Linked DNA regions of Mus musculus: regions 2, 3, 4, 5 and 6 are each linked to region 1. A link is a loop called in an ENCODE intact Hi-C map of the cell type or tissue named here. Cell type or tissue: left cerebral cortex. All regions are shown on one strand. Each heading gives the region's core, and the rest is flanking DNA. Links, peaks and the distances in the headings are about the cores only.

What was found. A loop is a pair of places that touch in the nucleus more often than their neighbours do. Peaks named below come from ENCODE experiments on the same cell type or tissue, not always from the same donor. Only the 100,000 strongest peaks of a DNase experiment are listed, where the experiment ranks them.
Region 2: it touches region 1 in a loop (8-fold over the local background); 11 of 42 quality-filtered maps call a loop at or near these places.
Region 3: it touches region 1 in a loop (4-fold over the local background); 4 of 42 quality-filtered maps call a loop at or near these places.
Region 4: a loop joins it to region 1, with 6 times the contacts of the local background. A loop is called at or near these places in 12 of 42 quality-filtered maps.
Region 5: it touches region 1 in a loop (6-fold over the local background); 13 of 42 quality-filtered maps call a loop at or near these places.
Region 6: it touches region 1 in a loop (5-fold over the local background); 3 of 42 quality-filtered maps call a loop at or near these places.

What each region holds. Positions count from the first base shown.
Region 1 is chr2:4,496,674-4,501,405 of GRCm38, reverse strand. Frmd4a (FERM domain containing 4A) reads right to left here. Exons shown (of 23, transcript NM_172475.3): 5 at 3,333-3,417. All of the region lies in intron 3 of Gm39751 (a long non-coding RNA gene), which reads left to right. Among named protein-coding and RNA genes, the nearest start is that of Gm39751, 15 kb to the left of the region's middle. In left cerebral cortex, for the core only: a CTCF peak has its summit at 1,991 (motif pointing left); DNase peaks (open chromatin) are centred at 1,269 and 1,970.
Region 2 is chr2:4,649,475-4,654,206 of GRCm38, reverse strand. Prpf18 (pre-mRNA processing factor 18) reads left to right here and starts at 2,072. Exons shown (of 10, transcript NM_026045.4): 1 at 2,072-2,291. The coding sequence starts at 2,226. In left cerebral cortex, for the core only: CTCF peaks have their summits at 1,797 and 2,000 (motif pointing right); a DNase peak (open chromatin) is centred at 2,059; H3K4me3 peaks cover 1,592 bases; H3K27ac peaks cover 638 bases.
Region 3 is chr2:4,878,616-4,883,347 of GRCm38, reverse strand. Sephs1 (selenophosphate synthetase 1) reads right to left here and starts at 1,784. Exons shown (of 9, transcript NM_175400.6): 1 at 1,488-1,784. In left cerebral cortex, for the core only: no CTCF peak of the experiment used is centred there; DNase peaks (open chromatin) are centred at 1,264, 1,470, 1,770, 2,211 and 2 more places; H3K4me3 peaks cover 2,164 bases; H3K27ac peaks cover 1,986 bases.
Region 4 is chr2:4,557,633-4,562,364 of GRCm38, reverse strand. Frmd4a (FERM domain containing 4A) reads right to left here. Exons shown (of 23, transcript NM_172475.3): 12 at 2,075-2,151. Among named protein-coding and RNA genes, the nearest start is that of Gm13179, 35 kb to the left of the region's middle. RefSeq lists an enhancer at 4,490-4,732. In left cerebral cortex, for the core only: a CTCF peak has its summit at 2,730; DNase peaks (open chromatin) are centred at 2,607, 3,201 and 3,496; H3K4me3 peaks cover 1,718 bases; H3K27ac peaks cover 1,794 bases.
Region 5 is chr2:4,628,515-4,633,246 of GRCm38, reverse strand. All of the region lies in intron 9 of Prpf18 (pre-mRNA processing factor 18), which reads left to right. Among named protein-coding and RNA genes, the nearest start is that of Prpf18, 21 kb to the left of the region's middle. In left cerebral cortex, for the core only: no CTCF peak of the experiment used is centred there; DNase peaks (open chromatin) are centred at 2,297, 2,620 and 2,839.
Region 6 is chr2:4,715,399-4,720,130 of GRCm38, reverse strand. It overlaps Bend7 (BEN domain containing 7), which reads right to left and starts at 2,300. Exons shown (of 9, transcript NM_178663.4): 1 at 1,839-2,300. The coding sequence starts at 1,899. In left cerebral cortex, for the core only: no CTCF peak of the experiment used is centred there; DNase peaks (open chromatin) are centred at 670, 1,626 and 1,922; H3K4me3 peaks cover 1,560 bases.

The DNA.
Region 1 (4,732 bases), core at 425-4,424:
CTCTCTTACAAGGAATTCATGAATGGAGAGGGGACAGATCTGGAAGGTCTGGGACATTTATTTAGAAAGAAAGCGGCAAATAATAGAAGCAGCAGCAACATGACTCTAGAGGGCAGGCCTTGGGTGTGTAGGAGATGGTCACCTTTGCTAATGGGCCTTCAGGAGCCATTTGACCTCCATGGTTTAGGACAGTGTCTGTGCTTGTGTACGTGTGAACAGGGATGGCTGTCGGAGGACACCCTGTGGGAGGTTGGTCCCTGCTTCTGCCATGTGTGTCCTGGGAGGTCAAACTCAGTTTCCAGGTTTGGAGACGAGCACTATGACTGCTGAGCCACCATTGGACCTCTCGTTGCCCCTTAAGCTGTTTCCTATTACTTTAATAATAACAACACACACACACACACACACACACACACACACACACTTTGTGTTGTGTTGGGGATTAAACAGGGCCTCTCACTAGTCACTACACACTCCTAGTTCTGATTAAACCCAGTCCCTGACTTCTTTAAATAATTTTTTAAAAGATGTTTTCTAATTTGTTTTTATTTTGTATATGTGTTTTGTCTGCATGCATCTATATATGGCATGTGAGTACCTGGTGACCAAGGTACATGAGGTCTCCTAAGACAGGAGTTACAGACAACTGTGAGCCACTATGTGGTTGATGGAAACCAAACCTGGGTCCTCTGTAAGAATGACAAGTGTTCTTAACTGCGGAGTCTCCTCTCAGCTGCTCTGCTCAGTATCAAAAATACAACTTAATATTTTAAAATATAAATGGAAGTAGGTCTGCAAAGAGGCATGGTAAATAGCTTATTTTACTTCAACAGCGTAGTTCTAAAACACCGTAGGAGTTGGGTATGGTGGTGCAGGTCTGAAATTCCAGCTCTTCAGGGGGCCAAGGCAGAAAAATTTTAGTTCAAGGATAGCATGGACTATATGGTGAGTTTAAGGCTAGCCTGGATAACTTGGTGTGTTTTTTTTTTTAAAAAAAACAGTAAAAAGAGAGCCCAAGATATAGCTTAGCGGTAGAGTACTCGCCTAAAGCGGGTAAGGCCCTATGCTCAACCTGGAGTCTGCAAAGTGCAAGCAGGCAAGTGCAAAGAAAAACACCGTCAGTCAGGCACCAAAAAAATAGCAAGTGGTCCGATACTGAACTCCTGGTGAAGTCAATATTTATGTGCACATCACCCTGCCTTCTGGGATAATGTCTCAGTGTACAGCTGGGACATGTGGGTGGCACAGAAAATTGTAGCCAAGAAAAGGGTATCGGAATCCAAGTAACTTGATCAAGTGCGTGGCACAGTGCTAAGTGCGTGGCACAGTGCTAAGTGTGTGGCACAGTGCTAAGTCTTAGGAGTTTCCCAGACGTGGGATGGGCTTGCAATGTCGGCGTTTAGTCAAAAAGGAAAAATGAAGCTTGAAGACACTGAGGCAAACATTCATATTTAGTTCATGTCGGCCACAGAAAAACCTAAATATCTACAACCGTGTGGACGTCTGTTTCTGTCCCACGCTGTTGGACATGGCTGATAGGGCACTGCAGTCTGGTCACTCATAGTTCTTACGAACATCAGCCTCCTCCTTGGCAAAATTTCAGAAGGCTCACCATGAACACATAACCCTGTTAGTGAAATCTGTGTGCTTACTAAGGAAAATATTTGGATGACGGAGGTTAAGCAGTGGTCCTGAGATGTTATTCTGTCTACACAAACTTTAGAGGACCATTGCTCCATTCAAAGTCCATCTGGACTTTAAATGAGGCCAGTTTTAGAGGCTGCTTGCACCTGCTCTTGGGAAATCTGTAGTATTTGCTTCTGAGAATTTAATTTTCTTGGTTTCTACAAGCTCAGCAGGTATGAACAAGAGAAACCGAGCAACTCCAGGAAACAGCTTCCTTCCCCTTTATACATGGACACCCAGCAGGAAGTGGTATGAGTGCCCTTTCAAAAGCTCACTGATTTCTAGCCATGTATTTTAGCTCAAGTCTGCCACCTGGTGGACAGTGCTCAGTTTTGTTCTTTATTTCTCTCTCTCTCTCTCTCTCTCTCTCTCTCTCTCTCTCTCTCTCTCTCTCAATCAGGGCTTACCCATTCAATAAAACCAACAAACCCACCAGGTGCTCCTATAGTTTGTAAGGTATCTGGATACTATCATGCTTTCCACTGTATAATAAGAAAATTAAGGATTAGTGGAAGGAAGGAATTTAAAACCTGGATCTACAATTAATGTCTTTTCCCACCAGTCAGCAAGACTTAAAGGACTGTTGTCTGTGTGCTCTGGGTTTGAGCCCAGTCTATGTCCTGGTTCATCAGTTACCACCAAGTGAAGTCTTTCTGCAGAGGGGAACCTGATGTCTACCAGGCCCTCCACCATTCTGAATGGTGGAATTATCCCATGCAATCCAGCAAAGAACTTCCCCAAGAGAAAGCGGCAGTTGCTCCCCATCTCAGCCCACCTGCTTTGAAGTTTGGTGAGCCACTACAGTGCTTCAAAACGGGATCTACTGAAATAGGAAACTCATAAGCCATGAGTTCTCCTTGGAATTTTCCAATAGTATTTAGTGCCCACTTTACCAGAGACATGCTCACATTTGAAGTTCTCTGGGTATACTCTGCAAAGAGAGTGACCTGGCGATTGCAGTTGGGCTCCCCTGAACCAAATGAGTAACTTTCTGCCCGTTAGATATGGAAGTCTCCCTGTGCCTCATCTTCCTCATGGGAGAGCTGTGAGGATCCAGGCCTCTCACATAAAAGTCCAAGCCTGTGCTTCATGTGAGTTTCATAGGATGAATGTATGATGGATAGCTTTAATTGTCAACCTGGCAGAATCTAGAGTCACCTGGGAAGAGAGTCTCAGTGAGGGATTGTCTAGGCTAGGTCTGTGGTCTGTGGATGAGGGTCTTAACTAAGTTAACTGACATGGGAAGGCCCAGTCCACTGTTGGCGGTATCATTCCCTAGACAGGGGCCCCAAACTGTGATATTAGAGGATAGAAAGCTGAGCTGAGCACAGGCAGGCAAGCGAGTGTGTGCACATCCCATTCTGTCTGCTCTTCACTGTGGACATGACGTGACTACTTGATCAATTTTTGGCTACTTTGACCTCCTTCCCATGAAGAACACGCCCCTAGCATGCCCAAGCATGGACAGTGACAAGATCAGAAGAGGTCTTGTTGTTCAGCCGGCGGCTTTCCTCACATGCAGTTTCTCATTTATTAATAGCAATTAATTAATAAACAACTTTTCCTAATCAATAAACTGACTTGTGGGAAATATTTTGGTATTTTCTATTTCTTTTGGAAACTGAATGGGAAGAGCACAATCCTACCTTGTAGATGCAGGACTTGGCATTCAGGAAGAAGAGCTCAATGGTAGCATTGTCCTTCAGGTAGGAGATGCTCTCTATGTAGAATCTGCAAGAGGAAAAACCATGTGTAAGGCACAGGGGGCGTGGAAATCACTAAAGTTGAGCTGGGTGGCTTTAGAGTTTCCAGTGCTAAATGAATAAAAAGCAAAGGGGCCATCAGTCTCGTCTCTGATGCCTTCTTTGAGGGCACACCATGTCTTACACATATGTGTACAGGCATTTTCTAATATACATTCAAAGCCAATAAGCATATAAGAATACAGTCCAGGCGTCACTAAGCACTAGGGAAATGCAAATCAAAAGCCTAATGAGATATCAGTCTATGTAACTCCAAGGTTCTAAGATTCTTATTTTTCTACACAGTGAAGTCATTTTTATTATATTAAATATATAATAGTGGGATGGGAGAGGAAGCTCACCAGTTAAGAGTGTTTACCTGCTGGAGGTCCCAGGTTCAGTTCCCAGCACCCCTATCAGGTAGCTCACAACTGCCTCTAACTCCAGTTCCAGAGAGCCCAACGCCCTCTGGCACATATGAGGTACACATAAACTCATGGAGGTGCACACACATACACGTAAACTAGTCTAAACCTAAATAGCCTTATAACACATACAGGACTTTTTGTACTATAACAACAGCCTTCCTCTGAGGACAAAGCAGTTCTAGCTAGTGAGCTACTAGTTAATAAGAGGTGAGTGTGTGTGTGTGTCTATGCGTATGCTCACATATGTATGCAGTGTTCATGGAAACACGTGTTCACATGCTTATGGACATCAAAGGACAAACCTGAGTGTGGTTCCTTAAGAACTGTCCACATTAAGGAACAAATAAACAAACAAACAAACAATCTCTCACTAGCCTGGAGCTCACCAAATACACTCTGGTGGCTAGACAGCGAGTCCTGGGGTTTCATCTCTGCTCCTCCACCCACAGTAGTGGGATTATAAGCAAGTGCGACCATTGCTGATTCCAGGTGGGTTCTGGGGATCAAACTCAGATCATCACGCTTGTGTGGATAGACAAGCACTTTACGGAAGAACTGTTTCACCAGCTCTGGGCGCTGATTTAAAACCCAACCCCAAAACCTCTAAAATTCACACCCAAGGGCAAAACGTGGATGTGTTTGTGTGTGTGTGTGTGTGTGCACATGTGTAATGACCTAACAAGTATTAATAAACAAGCACTATAAATTTTGAGTTTTCATGGGTTTTTTTTTTGAGGGGGGGGTTGGTTTTTGTTTTTTTCCAGTGATGAGACATCAAATTCCTGCACATAGTTTTCAAGGAAATAAACCCAACCTCAAAGTGGCAACAAAACATTACTTATAGTCATCTGAAAGTGAGGGTAGACTGAGGCAGAC
Region 2 (4,732 bases), core at 436-4,435, 150 kb before region 1:
ATGTATGACCTATAATTTAGCTATTCCTCAATTTAGGACCTTTGATTTATAGCTAATATCTCACTCTTAAATAATATTTGTGATGAAATGGTGTACACATTTTCTGGATAGCAGGATTGATCTGTTTTAAACTCTGCTGGTCCTCTTCCCCACTGTGCCCCTCTTCTGTAGTTTAAATTGCTCATCCATTTGCTCCCTCGGGTATTCGTCTTTTTCGTTCTTTGATCTGAGACCCTCATCATGATTTAATGCGCTTTGCATAAACATAGAAGTCAAAGATGGGAATTGAAGAGGAGATAGCCTTTTCTGAGTTTACCCTGATAGTGTCCCATCTGGTTCTCTGTGAACTGTATAAGCTATGCCAACACTTCAGGTTTGGGGGTCATCATCTCTAGTTCCTAAATCAGAAGGATGTGGGTAAATGGTTTGACCCTGGTAACAACTATTCACATAAGAATGTCAGCATGCTTCATCCAAGGACAGAAGTTAGGCATCTTTTACTTTTTAAAAAAGTTACCACATTTAGTCATTTATTCTTCAGTTGCATGTGTGAACGTGTGTGCGTATACGTGTGTGTATGTGGTGGTGTGGTTGTGAACGTGCGTGTGTATACGTGTGTGTATGTGGTGGTGTGGTTGTGAACGTGCGTGTGTATACGTGTGTGTATGTGGTGGTGTGGTTGTGAACGTGCGTGTGTATACGTGTGTGTATGTGGTGGTGTGGTTGTGAACGTGCGTGTGTATACGTGTGTGTATGTGGTGGTGTGGTTGTGAACGTGCGTGTGTATACGTGTGTGTATGTGGTGGTGTGGTTGTGGTTAGAGGATGACTTTGAGAATCTACTTTTTCTTTCCACCATGTGGGTTCCCAGGGACTGCACTCAGGTCATCAGTCTTGGCAGCAACTATTTTTAGCTGTTCAGCCATCTTTTTGGTCCTCAGATATCTTTTAGATGAAATATCCTATTTCACACACAGACACACACACACAGTATAAAACTTTCTTTTCTTTTTTAAATTTGTTTATTTATTATATGTAAGTACACTGTAGTTGTCTTCAGACACCCCAGAAGAGGGCATCAGATCTCATTACAGATGGTTGTGAGCCACCATGTGGTTGCTGGGATTTGAACTCAGGACCTTTAGAAGAGCAGTCAGTGCTCTTAACCGCTGAGCCATCTCACCAGCCCCAGTATAAAACTTTCTAATGAGCAATCCTTTCAGTTTTTATTTTGATAAACCATCTTACCTACACTTGAGTTTGAATTGAATGTTATTTCACTACTTCTAGAATAGAAAAATGTAACATAAAATATTGTTGAATTATGACAACTAAAAACAAAGATGCTTTCATGGCATGGAACCAAGAATAGATATGTTATAAATGGTTCTAAGATTAAAAAAAACAAAACAAAACCAAAACTCTGCCAAGTATGGAGGTCCACTCTGCGGTTGGGGCAGGAGGATTACTTTGATAGCAAGAGTTTGAGACCTGCCCAGGCAACACAGTGAGTGCCTGAATCACAATAAAAATAAAAACAAATCAAAGTAGAATTTCAACATATTTTTTCTTGGGCTAGGTTATAAGAAAGAATGATTATATTCCCAATCATCATTGAAAATCTTCATTGCTGATTGCATAACCAGAAAACACAATAAATTTACAGGGTGTTGAATAGGCAATTAATAAACACTGCCATTTTAAAACTTGTATTATTTATGTATTTCTCATTCTCTAGTATGTTAGCACTCTTGGCAAATAAGTAAATTGAGGAACTATGAAGCAAACTTTAGGAGTATACAAGCTGGTTCAATCGGGCACAATAACCATTTAAAGAGACAAACAGTTGTTTTTTTTTTTTTTTTGAGACAACTCAGAAATCTGCCTGCCTCTGCCTCCCAAGTGCTGGGATTAAAGGCCTGTGCTACCTTTGCCCGGCCTTTTGTTCTTTTCTACCTGTTACTGAAATCACAAGTGTGTATCTGGAGGGTTCCGCTAGGGGGCAACAATACTCAGCGGTTTTGGCCGCGTTCGCGCCGAGGGGCGCTCCCTACCTTCCTTTCGTTCATCCTGATTTCCGCCGGAAGCGGCTCCGGCAGTTGTTGTTTTCCGATAATTGGGCTCTGGTTGCTTCGTGGTTTGTCCTCTTCCCCCTCCCCTGGCGGGTGAGGTTACCGCCGAGGAGCTGGGGAGTCAAAGTGAAGACACTTAGACCCTGGGAGCGAGATGGACATCCTGAAATCCGAGATTCTGCGGAAGCGGCAGCTGGTGGAGGACAGGAACCTGCTGGTGGTGAGTCCCGGAGCTGTGGTTCGGGCTTGAGGGTGGTGGACTGTGCTTGCGGTGTTGGCGGGAGGGTGATGGTCCTGAGAGGGTCTGGGGCGGGCACGGGGCTGACAGATCCGCCACTGTCCCGGGCAAGCTGCTGGCCCAGGGCTTAGCAAGGGGCAGAGTATGGATGTCAAGCCTAGTCTGGCTCACTTCGGCGGCGCTTGCTGTCCTAACCAGTATCCGCCGCAGGCAGAGTGATAAAACAGCATACTAGTCATTGTCAATTCCAAAGCATGTTGCAGAGTTAGTCGGCTTTATTCCTAAGCGATCTGGCACACGCCATAGAGTGCAGAGTTTGTTCCTCTTTGTGTGCGTGTGTGTAAAAATCTTGTTTATTAGTCAGTGACTTTTGACAAGTGCAAACACCTGTGTAACCCATTCTCCATGAGGAGATAAAATAGCAATGTCCACTTTCCAGTCCCTGCGTGGATTACCCACCGAAGCAACTTATTTATACCTCAGTTTTGCCTGCTCTAGAATGTCACATCAATAGGATGTACATTTTCATATGGAGCTTCGTTTGATTAGAATGTTCGGGGTATTACTTTGCTGTGTGTGTGTATGTATGTGTGTGTGTGTGTGTGTGTGTGTATGTATGTATGTATTAATTTTCTGAAATTGTATTCTGTTGTCTGAGTAGATCTGGTTACCCATTCTCCTAGGGATGAGTGTTTGAGCTGTTTCTCAGAATTGGTTGAGCAGATTCTGAGCCCTATCCCTTTGGAACCGCAGGGTTACAGAGTACATGCATGCCTAAGTCATTCAAAATGTTGCACATCTATGAGCTATGTCAGAGGCTGGCTAGTCTGCACTGTTGCCCGCGGTTTATGTTGCCTGTCTTTTTGGTGGAGAGGTTTCTGTATGGTTCTAAATCTCATCTTCTTGATAATTTAAGTAATTCATGTGTGACTTTTTTTTTTTTAGATACTTACATATTTTTTTGTGAAGTGTTAAAACTGCTTGCAAACTTAAATTAGGCTAGTTATTAGTTCTCCGGACTTTAAATTAGGTTAGTTATTCTCCATACTTTAAATTACGTTCGTTATTAATTCTCTGGACTCCTTTATGTATCCCACCATCTTCTTTGATAAGTATGTTTTCTGGATATCAATAATAGTGCCTTTTGAGGAATAAAAGCTCTGTGTGTGTGTGTGTGTGTGTTTATATTTATGGATTGGGGGAGAGCATGGCAGGGACCCTTGGGCTTGTCAATGACAAGACAATCAGTATAGATTAGAAACAACTACATAGGGTTTGCATGGGGATGGTGAGGAACCAGAGAGATGAACAGAGATGCTAGTTAAAGCTCTAGGAGACAAAGTTTGGGAAAGGTCACAATCCTCCAGATGGAATCTGAGGAATGGTGTGTGTGTGTTTGTGTTTGTGTGTGTGTGTGTGTGTGTGTGTGTTCATGTCTCCAGCAGCACAGAGCCAGTGGTGAGGCCTCTATTGTGTGTGTGTGTGTGTGTGTGTGTGTGTTCATGTCTCCAGCAGCACAGAGCCAGTGGTGAGGCCTCTATTACAGTTAGGCACTGGAACCCTACACACTATTTCAGCTATACCCAGAAATACTCTCCCAGGCCCAGCATGTTGACCGAAGGCCTCAACTTCTGACTGACCTCTGCTCTGGTTCCCAGTCATCTTCTCACTCTAGTGCTGACTGCAAGTCCCTTCCTCTCCCAGTATAGCATGTCAGATGCTGGTAGACCTGGACCTGCGTAGCCCCAGCCAGGATAATATTAGCCAGTTACTCCTTTGTTCTCTATATAGCCTGTTAGGTGCTGGTGGGCCCAGCCAGGATGGCCTCAGCCAACTATTGGTGCTTGGTCTCCTCCTGTCCTGTACAAGACACTGCTGAATGCCCAGAGCTGCAGGGACTAGGGAACCATGGGATTGCAGCTGGTCTCCAAGGTTCTCCCTGTGGTCTTTAGCCTTCTCCAAGCAGTTTGTGAAAGCATCTAGGCCCCTTCTTCTTTGATTTCTGAGACTTCCTTCCAGACTTCCCCGCAGCTGGTCCATGAGTGTGCCTTACATCTTCTGCGGCATCTCAGGCTGTGACTGATACAAGTATTGAAACTGTTGATGAATCTTGTAGCTGCTGGTGGCAGCTTCTGAAAAAACAGTTCATCATGGTGTCCAGGGTGAACCTGGAGGCTGCTGTGTGAGCTTGTAGATCCTCTGGTCCTGTAGACCTTTCCCACAGCCACTGCCCAATTAGCATTGCTCAGTTCAGCCATTTTGAAATCACCACCAGCTTTTGATTTTTTTTTTTTTTTTAATAGAGCACAGTTGGTTTTTTTCTTCACCCTGCTCCTCCCTCTCCCTTTCTTTCAGTACTTACTATGTACTCCTACTGTGTCATCCAGGTTGGCTTGGGACTACAGCGGTGTATCTAGCGTCAG
Region 3 (4,732 bases), core at 452-4,451, 380 kb before region 1:
TCCCATAAAATTTATGATTGAAAACATAATTCCCATTTATATAGTTTTCCATCCCCCAGGAAGTACATCACTCATTTAAACTAAATTTCACAAAGCCCAAATTCGGCAATCCAAACCATCATCACAAACATGACATGAGCAATGATTTCAGCGGGAAACTACCGACACGGATTTCGCTCATCGTTCATAGAAACCAAACTTCTCTACAGAGCAGTGTGAGCCAAGCAAGTTTCCGAAATGGGCATTCTGAAGCCATTTAACAGTTTGGAAAGAGTGCGAATTAAAATTCACCTTCGAAGAAAGGTTTGGAAAATCACATTCATTTTGCAAAAAATGCCTGCCTCACCTCTACCTGGTACAAAACGGGAAGACTTCCCTTTATAAAGAATCTATTTTCCTACCTCCAATCCTCACGGCCTCAACCAAAAGGCAGGAGAGAGACTCCGAAGAGCACCTTTCTTTTACCTTATTTTCCCTACACTTTCTGGTTAGGAAAGTTTAAAAACGCCTTACATCAAGAAAACTCAGCAGTTAAAAAACTCCCAAGTGCAAGGAGACCTAAGTCACACGGTTTGGCCTCAAAGGAAACTCCAGCTATTTGAAAAGGATGGAATTTGGGGTGTGCTTTGGGTAGAGGGAGTGCGTCCGACCTGGAAGCCACATGTTTACACCTTTAAAACAATGACATGAATATTTAAAGCCCGCGTTTAACCCCTTCGCTCCCGCGGGAGGCGGGCTCGGGCAGCGGGGTGCGGTGGGGCAGCACACCTACCTCCCCGCCAGCCCCCAGGCCCCGCGCGTGCTCACAGGCCCGGGCGCCGCGGCGTGCGCGCCGGGACCCCGCGCCCTCCATGGGGCCGGGCGCGGAGGATGCCACTCAGGGGACACCTTAAGTCTCAGGCTGCCGCCTTTAAAGGCACGGCGGGCGCGGGCCGCGTTCTTTGTACCGCGCCGCGCGGCTGCCGCGGGCAGGCCACCGGCAGGGCCATGCTGCACCGCAGGCCCCGCGTCGCCGCTGCCGCGGAGACCGTCGCCGGCGGGGACCGGAGGGACCCGAGGGCCGAGTGGGGGCGGGGAGGCCCGCGGCTCGGCGCCAGGACACTGGGCGGCTAAGGCAGAGCGCGCGCGCGCGCGGGCTCGCCGTCCGCGCCGCCACACAAAAATGTCGGCGGGCGAAAAGATTAACCCCTGCGTGGCCGCCGCCGCCCTCCCCCTCCGCTCCTCCCTCCCAACCCCGGCCCCGCGTGCCGCGGCGGCGACGGCGGAGGAGGCAGCGGCGCGGGCGGCGCTTCTTTTTTAAAGCGGCCCCACCAAAGCCTGGGCTCGGCCCCCTCTCCAGGCAGGGCGCGCGAAGGGCCCCGGTGCACGGCTCCCCGGCGGTCCCGGGCGGCCCGGAGGGGGATTTGCAACGGCCGCGCCGGGCCTGCGGCCCGCTATTCCCCTTTAAGCCTGCTGCCTCGCCCCCCCTCGCCAGGCCCGCCGCTTACCGGCTCGCTTTGCGCCCTCCGCCTCCTCCCGAAAACGGGCCGCGGCGCTCCCACAATGCACCGGGCGCGCTGGGCTCCCTTAAGCGTCGCCTGAATTTAAAAAAAAAAAAAAAAAAAATGCTGCTCCCGGTGGCGGCGGCACCGCCGGGCGCTCGGACGCCGCGTGGAGCTCGGCCTAGGCTGGGCGCGGCCCTCCGGGAACCGGGCCGCCGCGCTCCCGCCGGCCGGGCGCGTGAGGGTCCCTTTAAGAGCGGCCACCTCCCTTTAAGGCGGCGGGCCGGTGGCCGGAGCGCCTCCGGGTTGCTGGTGGCGGTGGCAGCGGCGGTGGTGGCTGCGTGCGGCCCGGGAAGGGGGCGGGGGCGCTGTGCAGAGGCCCGAGCGCGGCAATGATTGGTCTCGGGGGAGGGGGTGGGGGGTTGCAAACCCCAGGAACGGTGGCATCCGTTGCATGATGCAAAAGAAAAAAGAAAGGAAAAAAAAGGGGGGGGGGTAGATTGATTTCAAAAGTTGCGAGCAGCACTGGCAGCAACCTTGAGTGATGGGGGCCACCTACTTTCGCATCTCTGTCCCGCGAGAAGGGAACAGAGTGTTTTTGTTTTTTGCACAACCTGGCTGGGTGCGATCCCCGCATCACCCACGGGATGCAATACCTGCTCCCGAATCTCTGCTGCAGTGAGACTGTGCCCATGGGAACAATGTGCAGAGTGTAGGAGCCAAGGTCGCCCCCAGTGAGACATTTGAAAACCCAACTTAACCCCGCGCTCCATTCTCAGTGACTCCCATCTTTTCTTCATTCTATTGTTTGAGCGTAGCTCCGCATTTCTTTGGAGTCCCAGTGAAATATGCAAATGCTCTGTGAAGTTTCTTGAATCTTTGATCTGCATTTTGGGGAGGGAGAGTTTATGTTGTCCGGGTTATACCATTTGTTCTTCTCATGTCCAAGTAAACATGGCAGACTAATCCTGTGTGCTTGAATTGACATTGGTAATGCGGTTTCACTTGAAGTAACTTCAGATTTCCGACTTCGTACTGCATTGCTGGTGCAGAGCGTGTCCCTTCGAAGGACTTCTCTGGAAAGCTGAGCAGAGCAAACTTGGTTAGGAATAGGTTCGCATTTTCCCGATTATTTAGAAGCAGAACTGTTGTATCTTTTGGCTGTCTTTAGGTTCGTACACCCCGCAGATGTCCTTTTCATTCCTGAAATTGCCATTTGCCTGTTTCTTAGGAGTGGGATCTAGGGTGCAAAGTGTGGCGAGATGGACACAGGCATCTCCTGCCTTTGTGTCTTTTCTCCACAATACATTTGGGAGAATACAGTAGCACCTGGGCTCCTTAGCATCAGACTTCGGACATCGATTTATCGTTGATGAACGTGGAGTTTCTTCTGAATGGTCAGAAGACACAAACACAGCCTCACCAGATACCACACCAGGACTCCAAAGCCAGAGGGAAAGGGTTATACAGTTACATTTGTCCGGTTCTGCCTTTTAAATTTGATTTTGCATTTTAAACAATGTAACTTTTTTTTGTTCCTCACTTAGTTAAAAAAAAAAGTGATTTTTTTTTTCAAAAGATTTCACAATGAGAAAAAAAAAAAGTGGATGACACAGCAGGACCCCATGTCTAGATTTGTGTGTCCCTCCAAGGAGACTTAGCTCTTTGTTAATGTTGAAGGATGCTCTTTCTCAGTGGTGATGGAGGAATAATACCCTGGGTTAGGGGTTATTGTTTTAATGAAGCTGTACTAAGCCTGCATGTGTACTTGAACTGGAAGCATTGGGGAGCAGCAGAAGGGAAGGGTTTGGTGTGATTTAATGTGCACTGAAGAGAGGGGTAAGTATCAGATCCCCCAGGGTTTTTTTTTTTTTTTTTTTTTTTTTGTTGTTGTTGTTGTTGTTGTTGTTTGGTTTTTAGAGACAGGGTTTCTCTGTGTAGCCCTGGCTGTCCTGGAACTCACTCTGTAGACCAGGCAGGCCTCGAACTCAGAAATCCGCCTGCCTCTGCCTCCCGAGTGCTGGGATTAAAGGCGTGCACCACCACTGCCCGGCCAGGTCCCCCAGTTTTAATTTTGGGGACTGAATGACCAGTGATTGACACTTCTGATACTGGAACTGCTGGGAAGCTAACAAGTTTTGCAATAACTTCAACCTTCAAGATGCTAAGTTCTGTGCCTGCTGAGTACTCCAGGTAACTGGGAAAGCAGTTTGGAATTTTGAGATGCAAATCTGTGTGTCATCCGCATGGTACCCTAAGCCCCGGAGAGAGGTAGGATTAACCCAGAGGGAGATCTTGGACAGAGCACTGTATCCATGGAAATGTGAGCAAGGCTTTCTTCCCTCCCTATAAGGTAACAGGCACCTCCAGGTCTACCCTCTCCTCCCCCATACACCGCCGGAGGTCTCCAGCAGCACTGAAGCAAGCCTCTGCCTCTCTCAAGTTCTGTGTGGAACCCAGGGCCTCACACGCTAGCCAAAAGTTCTACCACTGAGCTCTACACTCCGACTCCAAAACTCTCAGCAGTGTTGACTGCAGAGTCTTGGAGACACAGATGCCTTGATTTACTGGGAGGCACTAGACTTGAGGCTAGCTACCCAGTGGACCATCTTACTGTGCTCACGATGGCTTTTTTTTTTTTTTAATTACCTGTATTGCTTTGCTATGGAACTCCCTCTAGTCAGCCATTCTGCCAGTTTGTAATTCCAGAGAGCTCACCTGAAAGGGCCTCAGAACCCCATTCCTGGGAAACACCTCCCTAACATCCCTAGGTTCCAGTGATCCCATCTGAGACGGAGTTTCTCTGACTTGTACTACCATGCTGAGGCTTATTAGAAATAAGAATTAACCAGCTACCCTTGAAACATCTGGTAGGTGCAATGAGTGGTAGCCTCCCATTCTTCCAAAAGATATGTTCAAGCTGCACCACATCACCACAGTATATATGAAGGTGGCTTTATTTAAAACAGGGCTAGCTGGAGTTTAGCTTGTTGGTAGAGTGACTATCTCGAATGTGAGAAGCTCTGGGTTGCATCTCTAGCATTGTCAAAACAGCAGGGCAAAAGGATTCTTGTAGAAATGGAGTCTTTTGGGCTGGAGAAATGGCTCAGCAGTTAAGAGCACTGACTGCTCTAACAGAGGTCCTGAGTTCAATTCCCAGCAACCACATGGTGGCTTATAACCATCTGTAATGGGATCCGATGCCCTCTTCTGGTGTGTCTGAAGATAGCTACAGTGTACTCATCATATAT
Region 4 (4,732 bases), core at 289-4,288, 61 kb before region 1:
CCTACACTTGGCAAACTCCATCAATGATTTCTTTCGCTGGTGTCCCCAACTCTGCTAACAGTTCCTGATGGAAGAGAACACTGATTCAGCCTTCCATATCTACCATAGAAGAAAATGCAAATTCTCCAAACATGTATGAGATAGATCCCTTTGGCTAAATAAGCCAAAAGCCCACTCTATGCTAAGGTATGATGTTAGGTGTCTTTCCTATATTCCTAGACCTTGGCAAAGGGAAAAGAATTTAGTAATTATATCACTGATGAGATCATAGACACAGAAGGAACACACGTGTGTGTATATAACATAGACACAGACACAAAGACACACTATACACACACACACTACACACACATACAGATACACACTACACACATACCACACATACCACACACACACACACACACACACACACACACACTGGGGTAAATTCTTTCCCTCTGTCTATTCCCTGCACTCAGGCCCACAGGTGGTCCTTTTTCTTCTTTTTTTAATGTTTGCTCTGCCAGGCATCCCCTTCTCTGTATATGATCATGGTGTAGAATTCGATTTACCCTTCTTACACTTGGACTTCTTTCCCTCTCATCTGTCCATGAATGTCCATGTTACTCTGACATAAGTTCACCTGGAAAAATAGCAGCGAGTTTCTCCTCAGCTGGATTATTATTTTTGGCATCCGCTTGCCCCTCCGTGGCCTGTGCATACGGATTGTGTTCTGCGGAGGAGGTCTTTAGACCATGAAATGCATCCCATGGTCCTGAGAACCACTGAATGAGCTATCCTTCTGCTTAACATTATCCTCTGCACCTGACTGCAGAGGCTTGGCTTCTAGAACGTTCTGTTCTCTAGTTGCTAGTCTCATGGTAACTGTGGGGCAGGGATAAACTCTCGCCTACAGTAGGAGGCTGTTCTGTGTAGATTACAAGGAGGTACACAACCCAGCTGGGTTATCAGCAGCAGCAGCAGCAGCAGCAGGCACGAGGGCTTCTGCACAAACCTCAGCCCTCTCCTTGTAGGCAATGTCTCATCCCAAGTCCCCAGCTGCCTGGAGGGCACCGCTGCTTGTCTGTCTGTTCAGAAGCAAGGTAGGGTCGCTGCTAGCACTTCCTCCTAAGCTCAGGGCTGGGGGTCACCAGGACCTGAACCCATTCTGGCTTCTCAAGTGCACATAATCTATTTAGTATCGTCTGGGGCCTACTTTCTTGTCAGTCTGCATCTGGACCTGCACACAGCAATTTATTCTTAGGGAACCCTGTTGCTGGCAGTGGGCTGCCTTCGACTATAGAATTGCCAGCACACAAAGAGGAAAAGCTTAAAGTTGGTGGTGCCCAGGCTCCTTCCCTGCAGGGCTCTCTGCAGCCCAACCTAGAACCCTATTTATTGTTCAGCATCCAACTTGGAACAGGTTTTTAGGTTTTTAAGACTGGTGTTCTCGAGTCCAATGACTGGTGCAATATAGGAAGAAGGAAAAAGAACTGCATTTATTTCATACCCACCCATAAAACTAACATTAAAAAGAAAACCATAAGCACCCAGAACCAGAATAAATGAGCCTAACCACTTTGGTTGACAGATGCCTTTCAGTCTCTACCGTCCTGCCTGAAGTAGGCTTAGCAGCTCCGGCAAGGAAGCCTTTGGTCTCCTGTCTGTTAAGAGGAAATGTCCCCATGTGACTCAAATGTGGCTCCAAAGTGCCACAATTATTCCTCCAGCATCACACACACACAGAGAGAGAGAGAGAGAGAGAGAGACAGACAGACAGACAGACAGAGACAGACAGAGACAGAGAGAGAGACAGAGACAGAGAGAGACAGAGAGACAGAGAGAGACACAGAGAGAGACAGAGAGAGAAAGACAGAGAGAGAGAGAGACAGGTGAGAATTGCTAAACACACACACACACACACACACACACACACACACACACACACACACACACACTTTGCATTTATCACCACAAAGTTTTACAGTCTGATGTGAACTCTGTCCTGGTCATGGACATAAACCATCACAACACAAAATCAATGTACAAATGGCATGCCATGCATTCCCCAAAGAAAAGGGCTCCTTGTGCTTACCTGCGAGGGTCATGAACTTCCACGGAAAACTTCTTTTCCCTGAAATACAGATTCTCCAACTGTCTCCATTGAAATATCTGGATGGAAAACAACGTAGTTTAAATTCAGGAGTAGTAAGTTCCCTGGTCACGCTGTCCCTTCTTCTCTGATTAACCTTTCAACAGCTGAGAGTTTCCTTATCAAGGCAGAGACCGTACAGTTGTCCGTGCTTCCTCCCGGTAGCCCGCCTACTACTAGTGCTCGAAACACACACACCAATAGGTGTGGATTTTTTCAGCAGGTTCCTTAACAGACACAAAACAAGTTCTCTTTAAAGTTTGCTCCCCTTTGGCTCGAGCCTTTGTTGAATTCTCCAAGACAGTTCTCAGCTCTGCAGACTTTTCCCTCCAAGGAGAGGGAGAGGAGGTGGGGGCGGGGAGCTGAGAGGAGGGAGAGGAGGAGGATCGCAGCCGGGAACACAGTGCTCAGGAGGGAGCGGTAGCCATCTGTGCACGCGGAGGGCTGAGCAGCGCTTCCTCCCCTCGAGTGCTGAAATGGGAAGGCGTTCAAATTCCCAGCCTCCCTTCGGTACTCCACTTCCTGCCGTTAATGTGTAAGAGCCTCAGACATCCTCACTCGCTGGAGGGCGGAGGCTGTGCGACCATAGTTGGGGGCAGGCGAGTCATGATCACAGTGCGTGTTTGTAATTCTTTTTTTTTTCCTTTCTCAGCACAAAGGCGTGGTGGGCGGAGCGGAGTGGGTGGGGGCAAGAGTTCTGTCCTGTGGGGACACAGAGTCAGGACAAGGGAACCCCAGGAGTCAAAGAAGCTGATCTTGAGGAGTCGGGAGGCAATTAGAGCCGCTTCCTAGGAGCAAGGAAGCGGGTGGCTTTTTCTGGATGAAAGTGAAAGTTACTTAGCGGTCTGGGGACCGTCACCAGGGGCTAAAGCTCTGTGTACCGGAGTTTGCATTTATTTTATTCACGCGGCTTCCATTTCCTTTTATATGCTTAGCATGTGAGTTTGCTTTGCTCCAGAGTAAAGCAGGGTTCTTGTTTTTCCTGTGAGAATGGCTGATTTTGCTTGTAACCCCCTCTGTCTACTATGTGGAGGCTTAGCACAGCTTTTTAGGTTTTGCTCCAGACTGAGGTCCCAGCTCTATTCCAGCACCCACCTTTCCCACGCAAAGACCATTATTTCCCAGTATTCCGTGAGCCCCGTTTTCTCCAGGCCCAGGATGTTTACCACCCAAGTAAAACTGAGCAGCAACTAAAACTGGTTTCGAGAGAGGCTGCATTCTTTCACGTTCACACTCTCCTCTATGGAATTCTAAATGATCCCGTCTGCATGGGTAATGGGAAGGGCAAGGGGTGATGAGTGGCTCTGACTCAGGAGCTACCTCTTCATCCACACTGCCTTCTACTCTGAAGCCAGAGACTAGAGACTTTCCTGTCTCTCTGGAGATCAGTCGCAAGTGGGTGGAGGGACATTGGAAAGAAAGCAAATGCTCTAAAATCTTGTGCTGGCTCAGATGGCTCCTGGTCCATCCTGTCTGAGAAGGATTTTTTGGTCACTTAAACACACAGAACTATGTCTCAGCCAGTGGGTGCTCTGCCACCATGAATCCCTGAGTGTAGATACTTTGAGTCTGCTACCTTCGTCTTGGGTATAGATACCGCAACTAGACTTCACCACAGCCATACAGGCAGCAGAACCACTGGACTCTATGACCTTGGCTTCGTGCATAACTTGCCATACCGTAGCATGCTATGGCAAGACACAGAGTTTTTACGGTCAGAAGCTTCTGTTTAAATCCAGGCTCCCTTCCTTCCACGTCACTAGCTAAGTAAGTTGTAGTAATTCGGCTCTAGATGGATCTTAACCACAGCAGGTCCTGGGCTCAGGCTGGGCAAGGGAATAGAAATAAGTAATCAACAGACATGGATCTCACTGTCATGGATCTCTAGAGCTTCTAGATCCTGGCAAAAGAGAGAGGGTGACTGCACAACCACCAGAGTTCTTCTCTAAAATCTCCCACGTCTTAACTTGGAGCTTAAAGAATTAAATTAGATTATGTGTGTGCTAGATATCTTACAGCAAGTATAAAGGATTATTTACCACTTCTCCCCAAAGAAAGATATGTCCTTCTTAGACCCTACCCTGTACCAACTCTAACAAAGCAACGTGGACCCTGTACAGGACTGGCTTTATGGATGTGTGACTCAAGTGCCCCTTGCTCAAGAGGGTCATTCGCTTGCTGCTGCCATCTTGAAATTTCCAATGTGTTTTGATCTATTTGGCATGGGCCCTACAAGTGATATATCTGGTCCTGGTCTTGGTAGCATGGAGTAGGGGTTGGGAGTTAAGGACCCCATCTGTATCTGATGTACAGATCAGAGAAAGTAGACCCCTCCCTGGGAGGCAAGGAAGTTACACCTGACACAAACACTCAGGAGAAAGCCCCACTTGTGTATTTTTTTCAGGAGTGCCTCCAGGCCCGATAAAGAACCCTGGAGCACAACCCTCTGAGGGTTGGTTTCCTGGCAACTCCTCCTTCCCCAGCTCCTTGAAAAAATCCAAACCACAAACCATGCCTTTCCTCTAAGTGGTCCCTGCTGCTGTGTAGTGTGGAGATCCGTGTGTCTGCCAAAGGCCCAAATAGAACCATCTGGGCGTGCTG
Region 5 (4,732 bases), core at 383-4,382, 130 kb before region 1:
CATCAGGTTTGTACAGCAGTTGCTGTTACTAAACGTTCTTTAATTCTCCAAACATAGAACTCTAAAGTGAAAGAATGCTTATGCTAACCCTTCTCTGCAGGGAGTGCATTCAACAGCCTCTAGTGGACACCAGAAATACTAGATAGTACTGAGCCCAGATACTTACTCGACTATGGTAAAATTTGGTTTATTAATTAGGCTGAGTAGACATGGTGGCATGCACCTGTATTCCAGCACTTCATTGGTGGAGTCAGGAGAACCTTGTTCTGAGCCAGCTTGGAATAAAGAGGGAGATCATGTCTCAGATAATCATAATACACAGGGGTAGGAGGGACAGAGGAGGGGTTGTTAATAACTGGTTATAAAAAAGGGCAGTTGTAACGATATTCTGTAATGAAAATTGTGTGAGTATGGCCTCCCGGGCAACGTGGTGCTCTCGCCTCTGCGCTGCCATGAGGTACAGTTTCTGCAGAAGGGGATGAAGTGAGGCTGCTGCTGGAGGTGGTGCTGCGGTGCTGGAGGCTCCTGCTGAGCTTCTAGAGATCCTGTGGAAGCATCGTCAAGCTGTGAGAACAGTTGACTGAGGTAACTGGAAGTGTGGAGAGTGAAACCCCAGAGAAGGGCAGTGACTTCGCAGTGAGTGGGGCAGTGAGGAGGTTACAGGGAAGTTCCCTCTCAGCCTCACAGAGTAAAGGACACCACGACTTCCATACCTGATGGAAGGGAGGGGAAGTCATGAGGCTCTTAATTTGCTTAGGACTAAAACAAAACTCTTGGAATTTTTTTTTTGTTTTGAAACAGAGTCTTCTTATATATATAGTCCAGGTATGAATCATATCCAACTTGCTTCTAACAAAGAAATTACAGATTGGGTACATAAGAGAAATACAGGGCTTAATTAGGACAACCAGTTTAGAGTATTTTATGATAATATGACTTGGAATATGGATTTAGTGTATGGTAACCTAAGAAGGTATGGAAAGTGAAGTATTGGCTTCAATGTTTATAGTTATTTTTAAGTAGCATATGAAAATGTTTTTTAAATTATGCAACTAAGTCTGAAGTATTTGTACTTGTTTTTTTGAAATTATATATGCCTCATACAAACTTGTTTGTATTGAAACCTTGATGTGAATAAAAAAAAGAACCAACTATGATCTATCTTTAGCAAACTCTTACAGATCCCAAATTGTATGGAACGGCTTGCCAGGTGGCGGCTCTTAAACCTGAAGATGAGTTCTGGAAATTTACTTAAAATTTTCTTAAATGCATAAAATTACATTCAGATGCTAAGCTAGAGAATGGTCACCACTCATGAATTATCTTTGTTTGTATCTTAGTTCCAATTGCTGACTGGTCATTTGTATGACATACTTTGTGCCTTATTCACATTCATTAGCATTATAAACATCTCAGCCTGACTCCCTAGTGTTGATTGTGCAGTTTGTACAGTTCACATATACTTGGGTAAATTCGAAGACTTTCCGTTTTTAATTTTCAGGATTCTATTAATGTTTTTATTGTGAGTGAGGGGTGGCATGTGTGCTGTGCAATGGTGCACATATACAGGCCCGAGCCCTGGTTCTCCTCTACCTTTGCAGGTTCCAGGGATCGAACTCAGGTCATTAGGCTTGGCTGCAAGCCTTTACCAGCAGAACATCTCACTGGCTCGATTTTCATTTCTTAAAACCACAGATGACTGTAGGAAAGGCTAACGCTTTGAATTAGAAAAGAGTAGGTTTTTTTCCTTTGATAATTGATTATAATTTCCAAGGGTTAAATTTGTTAATCATGCTCATTTATACTATGGGTAAATTACACTGTTTAAACGTTTATACAATTAGATAATTTTAAAGACAACATTTCTTGTAGACAATGTGTGGTTTCTACTTCCTCCTAGACTAGTTTTTATATACATATGTAATTTATTTAAGAGGATTTCTAGTTTATTTATATATTAAAAGTGGGGGGGGGGGAGCTGGAGAGGTGGCTCAGTGGTTAAAAGTACTGGCTGCTCTTCCAGAGGTCCTGAGTTCAATTCCCAGCAACCACATGGTGGCTCAAAACCATCTGCAATGGGATCCAGTGCCTTCTTTGGGCACACAGATGTACATGCAAATAGAGCACTCATACATTTAAAAATAGTAATAAAATAAAACTACTATAGTTTTCTATTTTAAAAAATATTCTTTCAAAAAAAAAGTGTGTGTGCATGAGTGCCACGTGGGTGGGTGTTTATGTGTGGGAGGTGCGTGTGCCTGGATGTGCACTGGGCGGTTGGAGGCCAGAAGCTAACCTCAGAGTTGTTTCTCAGGATGGCTACCTTTAGAAAAGGAAGTATTTCTATGTTGTGCGTATGAATGTTTTGCTTGCATATGTTTAAGTGTATCATGTGTGCCTTGTACCCAGGGAGGCCAGAAAGAGTGTTTGAGCCCCTGGAACTGAAGTTAGAATTGTGAGCCACCCCAGCTCCTGGGAACCTAACCTGTGTCTTCTGTAAGAGCAGTGAGTGTCTTAATCGTTGAGCCATCTCCCTAGTCGGTCTCGCCAGCCTGCACACCACTGTGCCTGACTCTACTGAGTTCTAGACTCTCGTTCTCTTGCGTGGGCAGCAAGCACTTCAGAATAAGCTATCATTTTTTCTTGCTTAACTCTACTTTCCAGCCAGGTTTGATGGCTGTAGTTTCGTCACTTGGAGGCTGGGGAGGATTGGAAGGGGGAGGATTGGAAGGTTTGGGATGAGTCACAGGGTATCTCGAGTTAAGAATAGCCTGGGCTAAATAGTCAAGGTCAGATGGTTAGGGAGAGTTGGATGGCATCCTATAGATGGTTAGGGAGAGTGAGTGCTGTTTGAGACAGCAGCTGCCTCTGCTGTGGAGAGGACACGATGGGCGTCAGCCTGTTGAATGAGGAAGCCTTGAGTACTAAATAAGGGATTGGAGTCTCTCCTTGAGCAGATGCTAGGGACATGTTAGTGACTTTCTAGTCTTTTTCTCATTGACTTGGATGATGTGTTAGCCTGGATAACAAAATCTGAGAGGGATTATTCGGCTCAGTTTCAAAGGCTTTAAACAGTGGTTCTCAACCCTCCTAATGCTATGACCCTTAATACAGTTTCTCATGCTGTGGTAATCTCAACCATAAAACTGTTTTTGTGACTTCTTCATAACTGTAATTTTGCTACTGTCATAAGTCATAATGTAAATATATTTGGATATAGAGGCTTGCCAAAGGGGCCACAACCCACGTGTTGGGAACCACTGTTTTAGAAAGTGCATACCATGATGATCACATTGGGCCCCTTGGGTTCATTTATGAAGAACAAGTCCAAATTTGAACTCTCCATTTAGCTCAGTCTTGTTGCTGTTTGTAGTCTTTACGGGTTGGCCTGTTTTGTGTGTATGATCTGTCTGTGTCTGTTCCTGTGTGCCATGCTTCTCTGTAATAAAGGCTTGGACAGCACAGGAAACATGGCGGGGGGGGCGGGGGGAGGCCGGGGGGATTGGCGAGGATTCTTTACCGCTATCTTAACAGTGTTTGCTAGGGAGGAAACTGCTTCACTGACCCAGCTGACTGAGTGGCGCACAGCACCACAGACGGCTGCATCCTCACACTGTTGGCAGTGGAGATTTGTCAGCATAAGCATACGCACACACCTTCATGGTCAGGGGCATGGAGTGTGTAACTTAGCATGGAAGCTATGCATGTGCCTTCATGTAAACGCTTACTTACAGCATGGGAAATCTAGGGCGTAGTAAGGTTGGCTCTGTGTCTCACAAAGGCAGGCTAAACTTACACACAGTTTAAGAGCGCACAGGAAGATGGCGGGCTGAGTCCAAAGCCTTGACTGGTCTCAAGGCATAGTGTTAATTTTCTGTGACGTCTGTCACAAGTTTAGTCTCTGAGGTCAAGACAGGGACAAATTATGGAGTGGTATAGTCACATGCAAAAGAAGTAGACATTCCAGAAGTTCTTGACATATTGGCACAGAGGACAGTTTCTGATAGTAAGGAAGACAATAAAACCTTGGACCCAGCAGCCCACTCTGTCAAGTACACAGTCTGAGCAGCAGTGAGACAGTGGACTGGGACTGCAGTTCACAGGAGTGAGTGTGGTACAGCTGGTGATGACCTAGTGCTGGGGTGACAGCATAGTTTACTGTTGTCCTCAGACTCCACAGCAGCACCTGGTAATAGTGCTCAATAAATACTTTGTGGTTGGATGGGCGCCTCTGTGGTTCATAGTCTTGGTCTTGTCTAGTCGGTAGGGATGGAGACTGTTGATGGCAGTCTTTATGAGACACTCCTAGATAAGGTAGTGCAGAATGGTAGAAGGAGGGTGCTTTGTTCTCTGCAGTGAAGGGCCAAATAAGTTATGTAAAGTTTGAATTTTAGTATTAGGAAAATCTTTTTTTAAACTTCTTATTTGAAAGTCACAAGAAGTTGCAAAAAAAAACCAGTATGAAACAGATTTTTAAAAATTATTTATTTTATTTATATGAGTACACTATATCTATCTTCAGATGCACCATAAGAGGGCATTGGATCCCATTTCAGATGGTTGTGAGCCACCATGTGGTTGCTGGGAATTGAACTCAGGTCTTCTGGAAGAGCAGTCAGTGCTCTTAACCGCTGAGCCATCTTTCTAGCCCGAAACAGATTTTAATAGTAGGCAGAATTGGCCCACAGTTGGGAGGAGGGTGGCAGTGTTTGCAAGCATTGAGTTAACAGTT
Region 6 (4,732 bases), core at 341-4,340, 220 kb before region 1:
GTTTCGGAACTGCCTCTCTACTGGGTTTACCCAGAAAATCTCAGCTTAAAAGTAAGGATGCATTTTTTTTTTAAGATATTGATGTGTTATTTTTTTAAAGGTATACTTTGAAAAGAAGCAAGTCTTTTACCTTTCACATAAGTGAATCTTTTGCAATTACTGCCCTTACTGAAGATGCAATAGTTTATCTTCCAAAAAAAAAATTGAAAAGCAGCTGCACAGCAGAATCACTCACCATTAAAAAAGAAGGAAAAACTTACTATGTTAATCAAAATTTCAAATATAACATCTTGGGATCTCGTGTGGAAGCTACAGCATTTTGATAATGTAGCTCTTTACAAACCAGGACCACCCAGGTATGAAAATAGAGGTCCCTTCTCAACAGCTGTCCAAGGTTTGGGTGGGCTTGTTTGTTTGTTGTTTGCCTTAGCTGTCACAGGACAACATGACAAAACTACCCTCTCTCTTAAGATAGAGTAGTCAGTTTCCTGGGGTCATAAATAAGAAAGCAGCCTCCATTCCTGAACGAAGCACGTTGTATCAACAGGGCCATCACACTCAGAGAGACTTCCAGAGTAGTCAACATCCTGGTTGGGGAGGTGGAGGCCGAGAAGGAGTAGCCAAATATTTTGAATGCATGCACTACACTATTTCAGGCCTCTATCGTTAAACAGTACAAAGCTAAATTAGGGGAAACACAGATGAGCAGATTTGCAAAAATGTCTATAATTAAACCGTTTCCAGACTAACCAAAAGTGAGCTTTATAAAATCCTCATGTCTGCTTAGCTGAGTTCAGAAAAACTCCATCCCTTGCAATCACCCTCCCAATAGTCACCTGTTCACATGTGACTTTTGCTGGGGCCCTTGGAACAATCATGTGGCTCTTTCCTCAGATGCTAGCGGTAGATAAAAACCACCTAGGGAAAGTGGAGCGCTTCTCTGATTTGGCTTTGACCCAAGTTAATGCAAAGATATTTAAAGAGTGTGGGCTCATATTAGAACTTGTACCATTACCTCTGGGGAGGTTGGGGGGGGGGTATCACCATTCTCGATTATTAAGGTGATACATTTTGACAGGTGTTTCTTGTCCGAGTTGGCACCATTTTTTAAAGACTCAAATCAGGAAGATGGACTCGAACAAGAAACAGAACCCAGAGGAGATACTACTCAACTTTCTCCTCCCCGGACAAAATAAACGCCTATAAAGAGTGTGCTGTACACCTGTTAGTCGGCAGGACCAAGCTGGATTTTTCTTTATTTCTTGTGATGCGACACTTGTCTGACTGGTATACGAGATAATCTTAAAACTACCTTTCCACCCAAATCACTCAACTGGAAAAGATGCTGTATGTCAACAATTTCTGCCTTGAGCTTCGATTCCCTAATGAGCTGATTCTTCTTAAAAAGAACAATGATCATCTTTTTCTCTCCTCCTTCTCTTTGCGTGGGGGAAGGAAAAAAAAAACGAAAACAAAAACAAATCCCAGTCTATTCTCGGCCTGCCGGCCAGGCAAACCCTCAGCCACCCCAGCCCAGCGGCCGCCGTGGCGGCGGCACCCCAGAGTGGGCTCGGCTCCCCGGTGTCATTGTTTGCTAATTTCCTGACGTGCCCTCCGACTTGTTTACCTTCAATAACACCCGGTGGGTCCCCCTCAGGCACAACTTTCCCCGCGGCGGGGCGTGTGCGGCCCGCGGGGGGCCCGGGTTCGGGCGGGGACGAGGGGGTCGGGGCGGGCGCGCCCCCGGCGTGGAGCCCGCGGGCGGCCGGGGCGCGCGGGGCCGAGTGCGCGGAGCGCGGCGCCGGCTTCCCGCCGCTGTCCCCGGGCCGGCAGCTTACCTCGGCTCACCAGTTTGAAGCTCTGGGATTTCCTGCTTCTTTTCCTCTCCGAGAACTCCATGGTGCGGGCAAGGTGGCGGCGCGGCAGGAGACTGAGGCGGCGGCTGAGGCGGGCTCGTGTCACCGCCGCGGAGCCGCCGGGACCAAGGTCCGCGTCGCGATCGGCGGGGGAGGCCGAGGGACGGGAGGAACCACCGCGAGCCCGGCCGGGGGTTGCGCGCCCGGGGCGAAGTTGTCCCCGCGCGCGGCTCCGCCTCCCCGGTGTCTTAGGCGACCCCTCGGTGCCCCTTCATGCCGCCTCGCTCTTTCCCGAACGCAGCCCGCCGCAGCCCAACTTTCCGTTGGGAGCGGGGCCGGGCTGGGGCGCGGAGCTGTGGGGTGCTCGCCGCGGCCCGCCTGGGCTCAGCCTGCGGACGCGGCCCGGGGGACGCGGCGAGCCGAGGGAGGGCGGCGGCGGCGGGTGCGGAGCGGCGGCCGGGGCGCTGACCTCCCCCGCGGGAGTAGGGGCCGCGCCGTCGAAGGGGGCGGCGCCGCCGGGACCCCGGGACCACCTGCTGGCGGAGCCCGGCCGCCGCCATCCCCCGGGGGCCGCCGCCACTGCTGGACTCGGCCGTGCGGCGACCCGGCATGGGCCGGAGGCCGCGCGGTTCAGCGTCCGGAGCGGCCCGGGCCCGTGGAGCTGCCCCCCCGGACGGACGCCGCGCTCTGCCCGGCCTCCCTCTGCGGCTCCCGGAGGCGAACCTGCCTTTAGAAATAAGCCAGGGATCGTGGCTCCTTGGCGGCCAGCCCTCGCTCTGTCTGAGAGGCGGGCGGTGCCAGGGCCAGACGCGGATTTTAGGCAACTTTTAAGAGGGGGTGAAGAACTTACCCATCCGCGCTCTTGGAGCAAACAGAGAGAAATTTGAGCATGTACTGCTGAGAAGACTATGGGATGGAGCGAACATCAATTCTTATCCCCACCCTGGGGACTGTAGGGGAAGTTATATGCAAAGGGGGTGCTTGGAATGGTGTTTTGGGGAGAGGAATACTAGAGGTGAGGAGTGCAAGGGGGTGCAGGCTCTTAGGGAAACAGTGGTCATAGCAGGTGCATAGACTCTGCCACTTGACGCAGAAATACCAAAATAATTGCCGTCCGCCAATGGCCATTGGGAGTTTTATGTAATCTTTTTCTCTGGGGAGCCAAGTGTGCACTTACTGTAGGCGCCATTTCTTACCACATGTTTTAAGTGGGAATAGAAAAGATTTTTTACATCACCTGGGAATGGTAGTGTGGAAACATGATCTGACACGCTTAAAAGTACGGCCTCCAAATCTACGGTTTCTAGACCAAAGTACAAAGGGGAAGAAGGGATGGGCTGCTGCTCCAACACCTTAGGAAGGTCAGGTTGCTCCAAAGAATGCAGAGAAAAGGGGGGAGGGGGCTGGGGTGGGCTGTCTTGATGAATGATTGAGGTTAGTTGCACTCAAATGGACAGCCGTTCAAAAGCCACTCTGATAGAACCTTGACGTTAGAAGCAGGGTGACTACCAAGGAGCAAGCAGTGCAAACATGCCTGGGAAATAAAACCAAAGAACCGGTGAGCAGCAAGCCAGCTGGAGACAACAGGATAGACACGGGTGTGGATAGACACGGGTGTGGACACCCGGCAGTGTGGACACCCGGCTGGCCGCAGGGAGACCAAGCGCTTCATCCAGCTCTAAAGCAAATCACTTTAAGAGGGGATTCATTTTTTTTTTCCTACTTCTTTGAGATTATGTTAGAGGCTGAGTCCTTTTCCCAGAAAAGTGTATGGAAGAAATGAAATTGTATTTGGTGAAGTTCTTTGATCTCTTTAGAGTTAAAAGATGCAGTGAAGGGTTCAGTATGATAGTGGTTTGGGCAATAATCCCACTTGTTTCTTCCCCCACCTCCATTCAAAACCAGAATTTTATAAACCTGAAGGTGTCTGGGATGTTTCTAAAGTAAGAAAACATTCTACACCCCATTCTGGGGCCGTGAGAGATAGAGATAGAGATAGAGGGAGGGAGAGAGAGAGAGATCCCTTGTCAAATTTTATTCCAATAGTCACAGGCTGAGTACTACGCTAATTGAATAATGCAGAGTAGTCTCGCCTTGGAGCATAAAGTAAGCTTTTATTGTGCTTAAACTATGATGAAATCATTGAAGGTATCACCCCAAGAAGTACATCCCTAGGAAAGATATCATTCACTTTAAGTTCAAGCAGGAATGTGACTTCTACCTGCTGAAGGGAATATCCTCTATGTAGTTAAGGGGATATTTTAAGAGACTACCTAAAATTAATAGTAACTATGTCTTTGCCCTTTTGACTGAGCTCTTCAAAGATGGTCCATGAGTATCCACTCATGGTGTGTAAAGACTATGAAACAGCCTGTTCTATTGCTTTCTAGGGGATATCAACTAGTTTTATTTACTTTCTACTTGGTACACACCACTGTGGCTTTATCCAACAAATTTATGGATCTACAGTTAGTATTAAGTAATATCAAGCTGGAATTGCCTTGACTGGGTATGTATCTGTAATAGGTTGTGTAGGTTAACTTAGCAAAATATCACAGACTGCCTGACTTAAGAAATTTGCTTTCCTATCACTGCAAGGAGTCCAAGATCAAGGTCTGATACAGTCTGTCTCTGGGGAGGGAGGGATCTTTCCCTTGCTTGTAAACTGCTGCCTGTTGCCTGAGCATTCACAATTGGTATTTAAAAATGTTTTAGATTTATTATTTTATTAGTTTATGTTTATGTGTTTCACCCGAATGTGTGTATGAGCACCATGTGTGTGCCTGGTGCTCACAGAAGTCAGAAGAGGGCATTAGATCAGAACTGGATATGCAATGGCTGTGAGCCTCCACGTGGGGTGGGTGCTGGGAAGCAAA